Linked DNA regions of Homo sapiens: region 1 is linked to region 2. A link is a contact called in ENCODE Hi-C data. All regions are on one chromosome and are shown on one strand. Each heading gives the region's core, a stretch centred on a gene start or an enhancer-like site at or near the end of the contact. The rest is flanking DNA. Distances are from core to core; before and after follow the strand shown.

Region 1 (7,522 bases), core at 3,842-6,341, 310 kb before region 2:
CACAGGAGTCAGATATGATTGTACTCAGGGCTATGATTTTTTACACTGAAAGAACTTGAAGGAAAATCAGCAAAGGGAAATGGCACAGGTGATGAAGTCCATGGGAAACAGGGTACCAGTTTGCACAAGTCCTCTCCCAGTTGAGTCAAACAGGACCTGTTGAGTTCCCGCAGCAATGGGCCATGACAACACATGAAATGTTGCCACCAGGAAAGCTCCTCAGTGACTCGGTGCCCATGGTTTTTACGGGGCGCTGGTCGCCAAGGCACATTCTGCCTGGAACCCACCAAACTTCCAGACTCCCAGAAGGCAAGCAGGTGTTCAGCATAAACCACATCATTGACGCAAATCATTTAGGCACAGTGAGCCACTCTTATCAATTCTGGGAATTGTGGGAACCCTCCCGAAATTTAAGTTCCCAGACGCCAGCCAAGGGCCAACTTTGTAAACAGGCCTTTCAAAAGACAGCAGTCCAGCCTGCTCAGTTAACTGTTTTCTGTCCACTTACTCAATGTTAGATCCTTCTAGTGGTTAAACATCTGCTAAATTCTATTTTGACCTTTATATCATTGTTAAAATGAAACAATGGGAATTAAATGAAAACATCATACATACCAACAATTAGTTACACTTTTAAACTGTTTGCATGTATATTTTTTAAAACTGTATCTTGCCATTTGAGTATATTTTTTGTTCCTATATTATTTAAGCATGGATAAGCCAATTTAATGTAAACACCTAGTCATCATCGTAAGTACAGAAGTAAACAAAATGTAATGGTTTAAATCACCACCAAAGAGGTAGTGGCCCAGGTATGACTTCTATTTTCAACATTTATGTATGATCTGACTTAAGGTATTTAAATTAATCTATATGACCCTCCTCTGTAATAACAATAATACTTTGGACTTACAGTACAAGGCCAGCATCAGACTGTTGATGGATTGATTCAGGCTAGTAATAAACCTACTAGTCTCAATAATTTAAAATATTTGGATGACTGGGAGCCGGGTATGGTGGTGTGCCCCTATAGGCTCAGCTACTTAAGAGGCTGAGGTGGGAGGATCACTTGAGCCTAGGAGTTCAAGACCAGCCTGGGCAACATGGCAAGACCCTGTCTCTTTTAAAAAAACAAAAATTTTTTTGAGTGACTGGACAACTCTAATTGCTGGTAGGATCCAAGCCTACTGATGCTAACAGATATTTCAGCAAGACTCTGGTGGAGTCTGAAGTAAGCCCCTGTGGCTCACCAGGGGGTTGTAAGAATGACTTCTGCTGTGCCATGACAGGGCCCAAAATGATGCTCTACAAATCAGACACTGTGTCCTTGGGAAGAGAAGAAAGCGAAGTGAAACGTCTGCCTTGGCAGATCACCAGTGACTTTTATCATCTTTTTTCTCCCTGGAAGATGCCAATGACCACAATCTACAAAATCCTGCCTAGTGTGTTTCCTTAACAGACTCCACTCTATTGCAAAGGACTCGTATATGCTTAAAGGAAAGCACAGAGGTTCCTTTGATTTTGACTTGGAATATAACTGGTTCCTCTTCACAGCTCCTGGCTATCATGGGAATAATGAGACAAGAGGCTCAACTGGTAGGATGGGGCAAGATTAGGGGAAGCCTTGAAATCTAGGCTGGAGAGTTTTAAACCAACTCTAGGATAGAGGTTCATAAGAAAGGCTACAGAAAAGAGTTCTAGGCCGGGTGTGGTGGCTCATGCCTGTAATCCCAGCACTTTGGGAGGCGGGCAGATCACCTGAGGTCAGGAGTTTGAGACCACCCTGGCCAACACGGCAAAACTCCATCTTTACTAAAATTACAAAAAAAAAAAAAAATATCAAGGCATGGTGGTGGGCACCTATAATCCCAGCTACTCAGGAGGCTGAGGCAGGAGAATCTCTTGAACCTAGGAGGCAGAGGTTGCAGTGAGCCGAGATCGTGTCACTGCACTCCAGCCTGGGTGATACAGCGAGAGTCCGTCTGAAAAAAAAAAAAAAAGAGTTCTAAAGGGTCCCTGAAACACCTGAAATTATACGTAAACCTCTGGGCAGGAGTATTTTTCTAGTGAAAGGGTCCCTAGCTTTCCTCAATTTTCAAAGGTAATTGTGACCTCAGAATGTCTGTGAAGCTTTACACCAAGTAGGTGAAGACACTTGTTGGAAAGGAGGAGGCTGCATAGTATCAGTGTTTCCCAAACTAGTGTGACCTAAGGACTCCTGCGGGGGTGGGGAGGCACCTGCTAATTATAGCTTTCCAGTCCCATCCCAGATTGACTCAATCAGAATCTGCAGGCAAAAGGCCTGGGAATCTGTATTTTACCAAGTACCCCTCTGATGTCGTTTGGAAAATAGAGGACTTGGGCATCTTTAAAATCCATATGTCAGGTTAAACATTTCACAACTCCCGGATTTTTATGGGCCTATTTCTATTGGTAAAGGCCTGCAGTACTCTATTTCTTGAGGGTTGCTAGGAAAATGGCCCCTCAGGGGCTCACTTCTGATGCTTTCAGAAGACGTGGCTCTGAAGTTCCCTGCATCTAATTCTCTTCTCCGGAAAATTCAAATTGAACCATTTTAAAAATCTTGATCCACATTATAATTCATTATGTGAATCTCTAACAGAAAATTAAGACATAAAGGCAACAGCTACCCCTTGTCTAGCATACGGCCTATAGCATGACCATCCTTCTAATTCTGCGGAGAAACATCAGCCCCTGCTCTTTAATTGTTGAGAAAACCCAGAATGGTCCACATATTAAGGAAATAAAATTGTAAAAATCGGTGCATTCCAGATGTCATGAGAAAACAGTGAATCATAAATGAACTGTCCTGCAGCGTTATGTTTTTTCCCAAATAATCTGTCTGAAGTCTAGATCATCTTCCGTTAAATGGCTAATTTGGATTTTTCAAGAGTCAATCTCAGCAGCGCCACCTACTGATAATTTAAATTCAGTACTTTATGTAAATTCTTAGCAATGTACACAGCAAATTAACTCGAAAGAACCTAGAACATGTTTTGGGTTTTCATAAAATAATAGGCATGGTAATATAACTGCCAGAGGAAAAATTTAATGTTTTTGCAGGTGGTGAGCTAGACAATGCCTGCTTCAATTGAGTATGTCTCCAGCATGCTGGCTCTCCTCCACTTCTCTCCCTGTCCTCAATATTTCCCCATCACTCTGTATTCGAGTTGGGTTTGGCCAGTGAGAGGACTGGCAGGAGGCCAAAGGGCAGCAGGAGAAGCGAGGGTGTTGATTCCCTTGTCCCTCTTTCCCACTCACTGTGCCAGTTTCAGCTCTGTCAGTCCATCCCTCCTCCTAGGCCCAGCAATCACTGTACACACTTGCCGCTGAACGCTTGCTCCTTTGGGCCCAGGGTGGTGACAGTTGAGGGTGTCTGTTCCCTTGGCCTTCAGTAAGTAGTTCTTTCAGAAAAGCCTGTCCCCTGAAGCTCCTGAGTGTGATTCTCCAGGGCTCTGGAGACCCAGCTTGCATACGGTGAAGTGGAACTGGCCACCCACTCAACATTTATAAAGTGAATATTGCAAAAATGATTGCTCCTGGTGTAATAGCAGATAATAAAGATTCCATTATTTTCTGCGAGAAGCTTAAATTTACACACATGAAGGGGATTAGGGTTGACAAAAACCATTTTTAAGGGATGTGATTCAGCATAACTACTTAAATTTCTATACACAATTTTATTAATCTTAGGTATTGAATAGGTAGAACTTTGGACCAAGTATGTCTCTATAGTTCCCCGCAGAAGTCTGACCTAGTTTACTACCATCAGGTTAGAACGCTAAGGTTTATTTAAACAATCTTAAATAAGCAAACTAAAAACCTGGAACCAATTCTTTAACCTACACTTAATGTAGACTTCCACATTCTAATGAGACATTCTTACATGCAAATGCTTAATCTGGAGTCCTCCTGTGGGACACGCACACACACATGGAGAGAGAAAAATACAAAATTCTCCATTAGTGCAAGACCCTGGAGAACAAGGACCTGATTCATTCTCCCCTGTGGCCTCCAGCATTCTCAGGAGGGGCTTCCCACACAGCAGAGACTGAATCAATTGTTCAGTGACAAGATGGGAGACAGCACACCATGGCGGACACAAGCACAAAGGTTGCCTAGGTTTGTACCCCAGCTATGCCACCTGCTGGATGAACTTGGGCAAATAATTAATCTCTCTGTGCCTCAGTCTCCTCACCTATGGCAGGGGGTTATTAGTATCATCCTAGTTTCAATGAGTTATTTGAAAAGCACTTAGACTGGTGCCTGTCCCATAGTAAGGACAAGATAAGAGCATGTTGAATAAATAAAGGGATGGTATTTTTCACATCACCTGGAGCCACTGTAGCTGGAAGGGCCTTTAAGAGAGATATAATTTTTTCATTTTATTTTATTTATTTAAATATTTATTTATTTATTTATTTTTGAGATGGAGTTTCACTCTTGTTGCCCAGGCTGGAGTGCAATGGCATGATCTTGGCTCACTGCAACCTTCGCCGCCCAGGTTCAAGCAATTCTTCTGCCTCAGCCTCCTGAATAGCTGGGATTATAGGCACGCACCACCATGCCTGGCTAATTTCTGTATTTTTTTTTTTTTTTTTTTTTTAGTATAGGCAGGGTTTCACCACATTGGCCAGGCTGGTCTTGAACTCCTGACCTCAGGCGATCCACCGCCTCAGCCTCCCAAAGTGCTGCGATTACAGGCACGAGCCACCATAGCCAGCCAATTTTCTCATTTTAGAGATAAGACTGAGGCCTAGAAAAGGTGAATTCAGTAAGCCGCTGCGAAAGGTGTGATCAGCTCACTCCTAGGAAGATCTGCTTGTTGATACACATATTTTATAAATCAATGGGAATAATTTTATCCGACAAAACAAAAATCCCTGCCCCTGACCCTAGGGAATGAAAAAACATGGGCTTCCACCCCTATTCTGGGAAAGGTTTAGTCATAAGTGGATTAACTTTTGTTCCACAAGAAACGACTTTTTGACTTTATTATTACTATCCAACACAACTGTCAAGACCTATGAAGGCAAGCTGAAAAGTCAGCCGGCCACAGTTCCCGGAATGCTGACAGAAGGCACAGAGGCATGGCTCCAAGACAAAGAACTACGCTACTCACAGCGTTAGCAGGAGCCAGAGTATCATTTCCTGTGCCAGTTCCTCAAGCACAGGGAAGATAAGAAGGGCAAGTGACAAGGGCAAAGGCAGTGAGCTGCAGAACAAAACAGGAGCCCTGAGCTCCATCTCTCAGTCTTTCATCACGGTCAGCCTGCCTGCGCTTTGCTCTAAAGAGAGACACTAACTCCATCTTCCAAGGATGTAAACAAACCTGTCCCTTGCTCCAGAAGGAGACGCTATGTGTATCTCCCAAGGTTGTGTGCCATACAAATATCCTGGAAAAGACGGCCTAGAAAAAGCACTGTCATTTTCTCTGCTTGCAAGATGTGCAAGAACTATGGAGGATTATCTCCCAACCATTTCTACCTTTCGCTTCTACATCATTAAGTTTTTGGCAAATTTTTCCATGCATACGCCGATCCGTCAGCCACTATGATTAATCTGTCTGACAGAGGCTGGGGCCCAATCTGTTCCATGGCACATTTAATTAAAACTACCACCAACACACTGCAAGCAGTAGGATAAGGCCAACTTCAACCATGCCCCAGTGGCCTGGACTCAGCCACTTAACTCTCACAAACAATGAGTCTACCTTCAAAAATCAGATGGACCTGAACTTCCTCTCCCTGAAGCAGACCAACGTAGGATGAAAGTAATCATCACCAAGGACAGTCAGCTAATCAGCACCAAAGCCGCATCAGTCAGCATCTGAGAAACAGCTTATTCACGGGACCAGGATACTTAAGTGACACCAACTAAGATTCACTCTCATCAGCAGATTTCCCTTTGGCTAGATTACCTTTTTATCACCTCCCAACATTTTTTTGTTTTGTTTTGAGATGGAGTCTTGCTCTGTCACTCATGCTGGAGTACAGTGGTGTGATCTTGGCTCACTGCAACGTCCACCTCCTGAGTTCAAGAGATTCTCCTGCCTTAGCCTCCCGAGTAGCTGGGATTACAGGTGTGCACCACTGCACCCGGCTAATTTTTGTATTTTTAGTAGTGTCGGGGTTTCACCATGTTGGCCAAGCTGGTCTTGAACTCCTGGCCTCAGGTGATCCTCCCGCTTCGGCCTGCCAAACTGCTGGGATTCCAGGCGTGAGCCACCATGCCCAGCCTTCCTCCCAACTATTTTAGGTTTGGGAGTACATATGCAGTTTTGTTACATGAGTAAATTGTGTCAGGGGTTTGGTGTACATTATTTCATCACCTGGGTGGTGAGCACAGTATCTAATGGGTAGTTTTTCGGTCCTCACCCTCCTCCCATCCTGCACCGTCCTTTTGCTGGATTTCCATAGTTCTCCATGTGCCCCAACCCTTCCGGGCCACGTGTTTTCTATTGCTGCATAACAAATTACTACACATTTAGTGGCTTAAAACCACCTACACTGATTATCTCACAGTTTCTGTGGGCCAGGAATCTGGACAGGGCTTAGCTGAGTCCTCTTCAAGGCTGCGATCAAAGTGTTGGCCAGGGCTGGGTTCTCCTCTGGAGGCTCGTCTTGGGAAGGGTCTGCTTCCAAGCTCAGCCTGCCGGCAAAAGCATGACGTAATGTCAGCAAGGAGTGATGGCCCATCGCATTTGCCATAGTCTATTGGTTTTCAGCAAGACACATGTCCTGCCCATACTCAAAGAAAGGGAATTAAATAAGGGTCTGAACGTCACAAGGAAGGGCTCATGGGGACACACTCCAGAGTCTGTCTGCCACAGACACATTCTTTAGAATCATGACCAGGTCCTAGAAGCCACAGTCCAGTACTGTCCAGGAGAAACAGAACATCAACCATGTGTGGAATGTTAAATTTTCTAGCACCCATATTAAAAAACAGTGAAAAATACATACACTACCATACTATTCTATGGATGCAATGGTTACCATGAAATATAGTCCCACCAAAACAGCTTATGAAATAGCTTACACTGCTGGTTTTTAAGTTTAAATTAATTCAAATGAAATCAGATTTAAAATTCAGTCCCTCAATTGCACCAGCCCATTCCAAGTGCTCAACAGTCCAAATGAACAGTGAGGTCTTAGATCCACCCTCTCTTTAAAGCAGGAGGCAATGCTTCAAATATCCCCTGGGTCAGGCAAAAGAGTGGTGACAAGATGATCTCCTTGACCTCCTAAACCTCTTCTCAGGCTTCGATCTTGGCCACCGTCCTTGCCAGGCCTGCACAGCCCAGTTTTAGCAAGAATCCTGCTAGGTCAGTTTAGAGAGAAGCCCTCCTGCCTTGAGATCTCATCAAATCCCTCGTCCTCCACCCTGGCTATCTGATCACCCTGGCCTGCTCTTAGCAAGAATCCTCTCTATCCCCGAGGTCTCCTCTTAGTGATTTTCCAACCATGAACTACTCCCCTCCACCCTTGGCTGTAAGTCC
Region 2 (7,471 bases), core at 2,501-5,000:
CTCAGGCCATATTTAGTTTGCTTTAACAGGTCTCACTCATCTGTTTCCTTGAGCCATTAAGCAGGATCTAAATCAGACACCAATTTGGTGTCAACTCTTTGAAAAGCTGAAAAGTGTGTTTATCATTGTCTGTGAACTCATATGCAACTGCATTTGTTGGCTATATTTTTTCCTGCTAGCATGTTTTTAGCATAAAGGTCATAAACTGGCAATAATAATGTATCATAAACGCAGGTAGTCTCTTGAAATTCACATTCGTACGCATTACATCACGGCAAATGCGTGGGGTGGAAAAGGACCTTCTCCTCCTGTCTGCCCGGATTGTTGTAATTGCCTCAGAACTAGTGTCCCCTTCCAGAATCTATTCTCAAAACAGCACACTAAGTGGTCCTTTTAAATACAAACTCCATCCTGTCCTCTCCTCCAGTGACTCCTCAGTTCACTCAGTGAAAGCTGAAGTCCTTTCCGAGGCTGGTGAGTCATTAAAAAATCTGGTCCCCACTGCTTCTCTGACTTCATCTCTTTCAATTCTACTTGCTCACTGTGTTCCAGCTGCATGGAACTTCCAGTTATTTCTAGAACATAGTATGCTCTGGCGCCTTGTCTCCAACAGTGTTCTCTTCCTGGACTAAGGGTCTTTCATGAGCATCCCCCAGATACCCACCTAGTCTACTTCTTGCTTCCGGTTTTCGGCTTCCGGCTTCCGGCTGTCTCTCCCTTCAGCCTCCACTCCTATCCCTACTTTCCGCTTCCTCTTTCTTTGCCCTATTTTTTCCTGTACCACTTTTCACCATATGACACCACATATATTTCACAGTACTTGTTCTTATCTATCTCCTCCTACTAGGCAGCGAGCTCCATGTGGACAGAGATGTTTGTCTGTTTCATTTACTGTTGTGCCTGGAATAATAATGGCATATAGTAGAAACTGACTATTTGTTGGGCAAATTCCTTTTTTTTTTTTTTTTTCCAAACGAAGACCATGAGGCACAGAGAAATTGCAGTGATTTGCCTAAGGTCACACAGTTAGTAAGTATACAACTTGGGACTTGAACCCAGGACGCCTTCCCGCAGGGTTGTTTTTAGGACAGAGAGGATCTCACGCTGGCTTTCTGAATTCTTTCCTTGTTTTTCCAGCGGGCTCTGCGTTGTTGTTCTAACAGTTTATGCTTTTTCTACCATAGCCCAGGCGGGCTATATTTTTCAGAAATCCAAATAAATCTATATTACAGTCACACCCTTTCCCCCCCCTTAAAACGAAACTTTTATTCACTAAAATAACTGCTTTCAAATTGGTATATCATTATTCCGGTCACACTTTGAAATGATGTGCTTAAAATACTTTTAAAACAGCACTGTGAAGAAATTTCTTTTATATAAATGTTACAAATGTGGTTCAAAAGACCTGCCCTGACTTTCTTTCCCTTACCCTCCATCTCGGGGTGGGAGCTACCTGATCCTCAGGTGACTTCCAGCCATCCTCAGCGGCTAGTTCTCATCCTCATGTCGGCCAAAGGTGGCAGCCCTTGGGGCAGTCTGCATCACAGTTGAGAAGAGAAAAAAGGACGAGAGCAAAGGGCTTCTTCCTAATGAGGCTTTGCCTTTGTAGTTGAAAAGGAAATCCCTACTCAAAGATTTCTGCCTAAATCTTTTTAGCCATAAGTGTCACATGCTCAGCCTTGGCTTCTGGAAGTCTAGAAATATAAATGTCTCGCTTGGTGCCTGTGTATTGAAGGCAGGGAAAGGAAAGGGGTTTGGGAATGGCTTTGGGCCACTGTCTGCCACAAGAGGGAGCCCCAGATCACACTGAGCAAGTCTTTCACGTAACCTTAATAAGAACATAAAAGGAATAATCAGCAGAGCAAATAGACAACCCACAGAATGGGAGAAAATATTTGCAAACTATGCATCTGTCAAAGGGCTAGAATCCAGAATCTACGAGGAACTCAAACAAATCAGCAAGAGAAAAATAATCCCATCAAAAAGTGAGCAAAGGACATGAATAGACAGTTCTCAAAAGAAGATATACAAATGGCCAACAAACATAGGAAAAAATGCTTGACACCACTAATCATCAGGGAAATGCAAATTAAAACCACAGTGAGATACCACCTTACTCTGGCAAAAAAAATGGACATTATTAAAAAGTCAAAAACAACAGATGTTGGCGAGGATGGGGAAAAGGGAACACTTAGACACTGCTGGTGGGAATGCAAATTAGTACAGCTTTTATGGAAAACAGCGTGAAGATTCCACTAAAAGTGGATCTACCATTCAATCCAGCAATCCCACTATCAGGTATCTAGCCAAAGGAAAAGAAATCTATATGAAAAATACACATGCACACACGTTTATAGTAGCACAATTCACAATTGCAAAGATGTGGAACTGACGTAAGTGCCCATCCAATGAGTTGATAAAGAAGATGTGGTGTATATACACCATGGAATACTACCCAGCCATAAGAAGAAACAAAATAATGTCTTTTGCAGCAACCTGGATGGAGCTGGCGGCCATTATTCTTAATGAAGTAACACAGGAGTAGAAAATCAAAAACTGTATATCCTCACTTATAAATGGGAGCTAAGCTATGAGTATGCAGAGGCATACAGGGTGCATATAATGGTCTTTAGAGACTCAGAAAGGGGAAGATGGGAGGAGGGCTAGGGATCAAAAAACTACACATAGGTACAATGTACACTGCTCCGGCGATGGGTGCACTAAAATCTCAGAATTCACCACTGTACAATTCATCCATGTAACAAAAAAACACTTGTACCCCAAAAACTATTGAAATAAAAAAATTTTAACAAAGAATATAAATATTTGGAAGAGAAGAGATGCTATAGAAGAAGGTACCAGATGCTAAATGAAGCTCCAAATGGTAAAACGTGAAGTACAAATAGAAGTTGAAAAAGTAAGGCCAGGCATTGTGGCTCACGCCTGTAATCCTGACACTCTGGGAGGCTGAGGCGGTCAGATCGCTTGAGCCTAGGAGTTCAAGACCAGCCTGGGCAACATAGTGAGACCCCATCTCTACACAAGATACAAAAATTAGCTGAGCACGGTGGCATGCACCTGTAGTCCCAGGTATTCTCAGGAGGGTGAGGTGACAGGATCACCTGAGCCCGGGAGGTGGGAGTTGAAGATTTCATGGGCACACAGGGAGAAACACACAGGGAGAAAGTGAAAGGGAGGAGAGGCAGTTGGAAGGGCTTCCCGAGAAAAGCAGCCGCTGAGCTGTGTCTCCGGGGACGAGCTAAGCAACCATCCAGGTGGAGGAAGAGGCGGCCAAGCAGAAGGAACAGCAAGTAAAAGAAAAGCTGAATTCATGCCACTGCACTCCAGCCTGGGCAACAGAGTGACACCCTGCCTCGAAAACAGAAAAGAAAAATAGAAATAAAAGGTAGAAAAAGTACTGAGGAGTATGTGGGGGTGCTGGTGGTGGGGTTAGTCGTGGTGATGATCTATTATATCCCTAAAGTGAAAAACTGGCAGTATAAATGAATAAGCGATCATAAATTGTAAGGGTAATTGATGTAGTCCAAAATATGAAACCAAGTTTTAAAGAGATATATCTACTAATACTAGATATAAACCAACAGGAGGAGGGGGCACTACAGAACGAAACACAAGATGTTAAATGAAGCCCCAGATCCCGCTTACTGTATGTGCTACTAATATCATCATGAATCCCCACACACAACAGGAAGGGGGTGTGGCGGTGCAGCTCAGGCCACAAAAGCCACATAACATGTTGACAGCGTTCAACCCCCATTCATATCTCAGGTTATCATGGACTGACTTCTGCCCCACCTACTGTTCTCCCAGCAGGCTTTCTGCCGAGATGGTCGGCAACATAGCCAACAGGCATCTATCCTTGTATTACTTGCTTCCTCGAATTTGACCATGCCTTCCGCATCACACGATGCCAGCTCTGTGGCTGTCCTCTGCTTCTTGGCACTGCTCTTCACCTTCCTGTCCCCTTTTCTATCAATTCAGACACATTCTTCTGTCTGGCCTCTGCGCCCTTTTACTTGCTGTTCCTTCTGCTTGGCCGCCTCCTCTTCTACCTAGCCGGCTGCTTAGCTCCTCCCTGGAGACACAGCTCAGCGGCTGCTTTCCTCGGGAAGCCCTTCCAACGGCCTCTCCTCTCTGTAACTTTCTCCCTGTGTGTTTCTCCACATAGGTCAGTATGACGCCAGTGTCGACTGACTTTATTTGCCCACTTCTAGGGTAGATTGAGAACAATGCAACAGCAGGGACTACCCATCATTTTTGTATCTCCAGCATTTATGGAGGGTCATATATCAAATAAAAATAAGCATTTGCTACATCAGTGAATGAATGAAAGTATTAGGGTTTGTAATGTGCTCTACAGACAGGAAGCCATCAGCAAGACAACTAAGGAGGGCCAGAGTGTGGGGAGGGGAGGGGAAGGGCCGATGGCGGCTGCACCAGGACACACCCAGCTGGGTGCTTGGCACATATTATCTGCTTATCATCAAAGCAACCTATGGAATACATGTTCCAGGTTTTATGCGATAGCATTTAAAGAAATGGGCATTGAGGGAGATTTGGTCACTCACTTTAGTGAGGAAATCTGCTAGAGATAAGACTAAAAGTTAACAGGGCTTAAAATGAAGTCAAAACAATGTCTCAAAATGCTCTGACAATAAACACGATGATCTTGTTTCTTTTTCTTCATACAAATAGAAGGACTCTTGTGTACTTCTTGCCTACTCAAACTCAGAGGCAAAAAGAGAAAGTGCTAGTCAGGGCTGTCCTCTTTTCATCAGCAAGTGTGTTTCCATGAATCCAAGATACCTGGCCATTTCTGATAGGCCATTGCTCCTGCTCCTTCAGGAATAAAGGACGAAGTGCAAGGCATCGCCTTATCAACAGGCAAGTGTCCAATGATTGCCTCTGTGAGACTGAGTCTGACTTCAGTTCTCAATATTGTCTTTTTTGGAAACCCCTTGTCATACTGTCCCTGGAGAAGAATGTCCATGTATATCAGGACTTTGGCTGAATTCACATTCAGCTGCCATCCTCAAGTTCTTGTTTTCACTTGACTGTCTCCGTGACCTTGATCTATAGAAAGGAAATCCCATCACCTTCTCCTCTGTAACTGTGAGGCAGCAAAGACAAAGCTGCTGATTGTTCTATGGCTTCGGCTCATGCTGTGATGGTGCAGCGCACTTTGAAGAGGCCTCTTCTGGAATCATTCTGACTCTGTCACATCCCCATCCCAGGTCTCCATCAGGTCTCCATCGCTCTACATCTGAAAACCTTTGGTTGTAGAACCTTGGCCTAGAGCCAAGTGTGGTCCCCAGGCCAGCAGCATTGGCAGCACCAGGGAACTCCTTAGAAATACAGATTCTCAGATCTCACCCCAGAAGACTTAATGAGAGACCCTCCAGTTGAAACCCAGTCCCTCCTAATGACTTTGATACATGCTAACATCTGAGAACTCTCATTCCTCAATGCTGGAGGTATTAGCAGTATCTTTGATCATCAGACCGTGGCATTGAACATTTTTCTCTGTTTTTTCTTTATCCCCCTTTCCCCCTTTCATGCACAGAACTTTTTTTTTTTTTTTCAGACACAGTCTTGCTCTGTCTCCCAGGCTGGAGGGCAGTGGTGCGATCTCAGCTCATTGCAACCTCCGCCTCCGGGTTCAAGCTATTATTCTCCTGTCTCAACCTCCCAAGTAGCTGGGACTACAGGTGCACACCACCATGCCTGGCTAATTTTGGTATTTTTAGGACAGACAGGGTTTCACCATGTTGGCCAGGCTAGTCTTGAACTCCTGGCCTCAAGTGATCCACCCACCTCTGCCTCCCAAAGTGCTGGGATTAGAGGCGTGAGCCACTGCGCCTGGCCCCGTGCATAGAACTTTTTCTGTACCAAAAGATGAAGTCTTTCTGCCAGTAGATCCATGAATTTTGTGGAAAATATCAAGAAGGGACAGGATTTTGGTCTAAAAGACCACCACGCTTTTACATTGTAGCAGCCAGGCTCAGCCCGTAGCCCCTCAGGTCTTACAACGAAAGTGCTTGCAAGTCAACTTCCACCTGCCAGCCTGAACATTTCTTTGCTTGAGGGCTTTCTCTGGCTGGCTGAACCACTTTCCTTGAGATGTGGGAGAATTAATGTCCCTGGGAGCAGCCTTCAATTAATGACTGACAAGTGTTGGCTTTTAAAAACGCCAGCTCTTTTTCCCACTTGGGTATCTCTGAAGCTGGTTCTCACTGGCTCCCAGAACTCTCCACACCGTTTTTTGCTGCAGTTTCTCAGTTAGCCATGTAAAAACTTGCTAGATAGCATGCATTTTATGACATGCATTTCCTTATGTATCTGTTTTAATTGCCTCCTAGTCACCCCATTGGTAAAGGGAGATTCTCACCCCAGGATTATGGGGATACCTAGACACATGACACCCAGCACTAGATAAGGAGATGGATGGCAATGTATTAGTCCCACATGTTCACAGCAGGGCAGAAGAGGACATCGCGTGCCACACAGGGTCACCAGCACTTGGGAACAGAGTGAAGAAGCAGGGGCTGTGGGAGGCTGGCTTTGTAGTATCAGCAGGGTGGAGCTTCCTCTAGTGCCTGTGGGAGGATGTGACTGTCTCGTTTGAATAATGCTATGGGGTGGCAGGCAACTGAACCCCACTACTCAGAGATAAGCAGGAACCGTGACTGGTTCCTGTGATAAGGAGGATGGCTTGGCTAGGGTACCTTATCTGTGGAAAAAGAGTGGGGATGGGAACTTGCAGTTAGGGCATTTGAGGCCCTCACAGTTTTTCCCAGATGTCAAAGCATGCATAATATTGGATCTTAATTTTAGGCCTTATACCACCGTATCTCCACCTTCCCGCTTCCCTCCCATTTTACCTGCAATTATCTCCTAAACAACCTACTTACATTTCTTTCTTTCTTTCTCTCCCTTCCTTCCTTCCCTTCCTTCCTCCTTCCTTCCTTCCCTTCCTTCCTCCTTCCTACCTTTCCTTCCTTCCTTCTTTTTCTTTCTTCCCTTCCTCCCTCCCTCCCTCCTTTCTTCCTCTCTTTCTTTCTTTCTTCCTTTCTCTTTCTTTCTCCTTCCTTCCTTCCTTTCGTTCTTTCCTCTTTCTTTTGACAGGGTCCCACTCTGCTGCCTAGGCCGGAGTGCAGTGGCATGATCTCAGCCCACTGCAGCCTCCGCCTCACAGTTTCAAGCATTTCTCCCACCTCAGCCTCTCAAGTAGCTGGGATTACAGGCGCACCACCATGCCTAGCTAATTTTTATATTCTAAGTAGAGACGGGGTTTCATCACGTTGGTCAGGCTGGTCTTGAACTCTTGATCTCAGGTGATTCAGCCTCCTCGGCCTCCCAGAGCGCTGGAATTACAGGTGTGAGCCACCCATGCCTGGCTTATATTTCAGTCCTTGTCTTGTGGTCTGCTTTTGGGACAACCCACATTGAG

What was found. A loop is a pair of places that touch in the nucleus more often than their neighbours do. Pooled maps may share reads with other maps.
Region 1: a pooled map shows a loop between it and region 2 (2.3-fold over the local background). The contact joins two enhancer-like sites. A Hi-C loop is called at or near these places in 3 of 168 maps with a recorded cell type or tissue (CD4-positive, alpha-beta T cell, CD8-positive, alpha-beta T cell and Calu3), 10 of 37 single-sample maps with no recorded cell type and 6 of 50 pooled maps.

What each region holds. Positions count from the first base shown.
Region 1 is chr10:17,732,985-17,740,506 of GRCh38, reverse strand. No RefSeq gene overlaps it. Among named protein-coding and RNA genes, the nearest start is that of TMEM236, 15 kb to the left of the region's middle. RefSeq lists a silencer at 5,720-5,920. Within about 2 kb of position 5,091, at least 8 of the 41 ENCODE cell types and tissues checked have a DNase peak (open chromatin) inside an H3K27ac peak, as active enhancers do.
Region 2 is chr10:17,425,235-17,432,705 of GRCh38, reverse strand. All of the region lies in intron 2 of ST8SIA6 (ST8 alpha-N-acetyl-neuraminide alpha-2,8-sialyltransferase 6), which reads left to right. Among named protein-coding and RNA genes, the nearest start is that of ST8SIA6, 26 kb to the left of the region's middle. Within about 2 kb of position 3,750, at least 4 of the 41 ENCODE cell types and tissues checked have a DNase peak (open chromatin) inside an H3K27ac peak, as active enhancers do.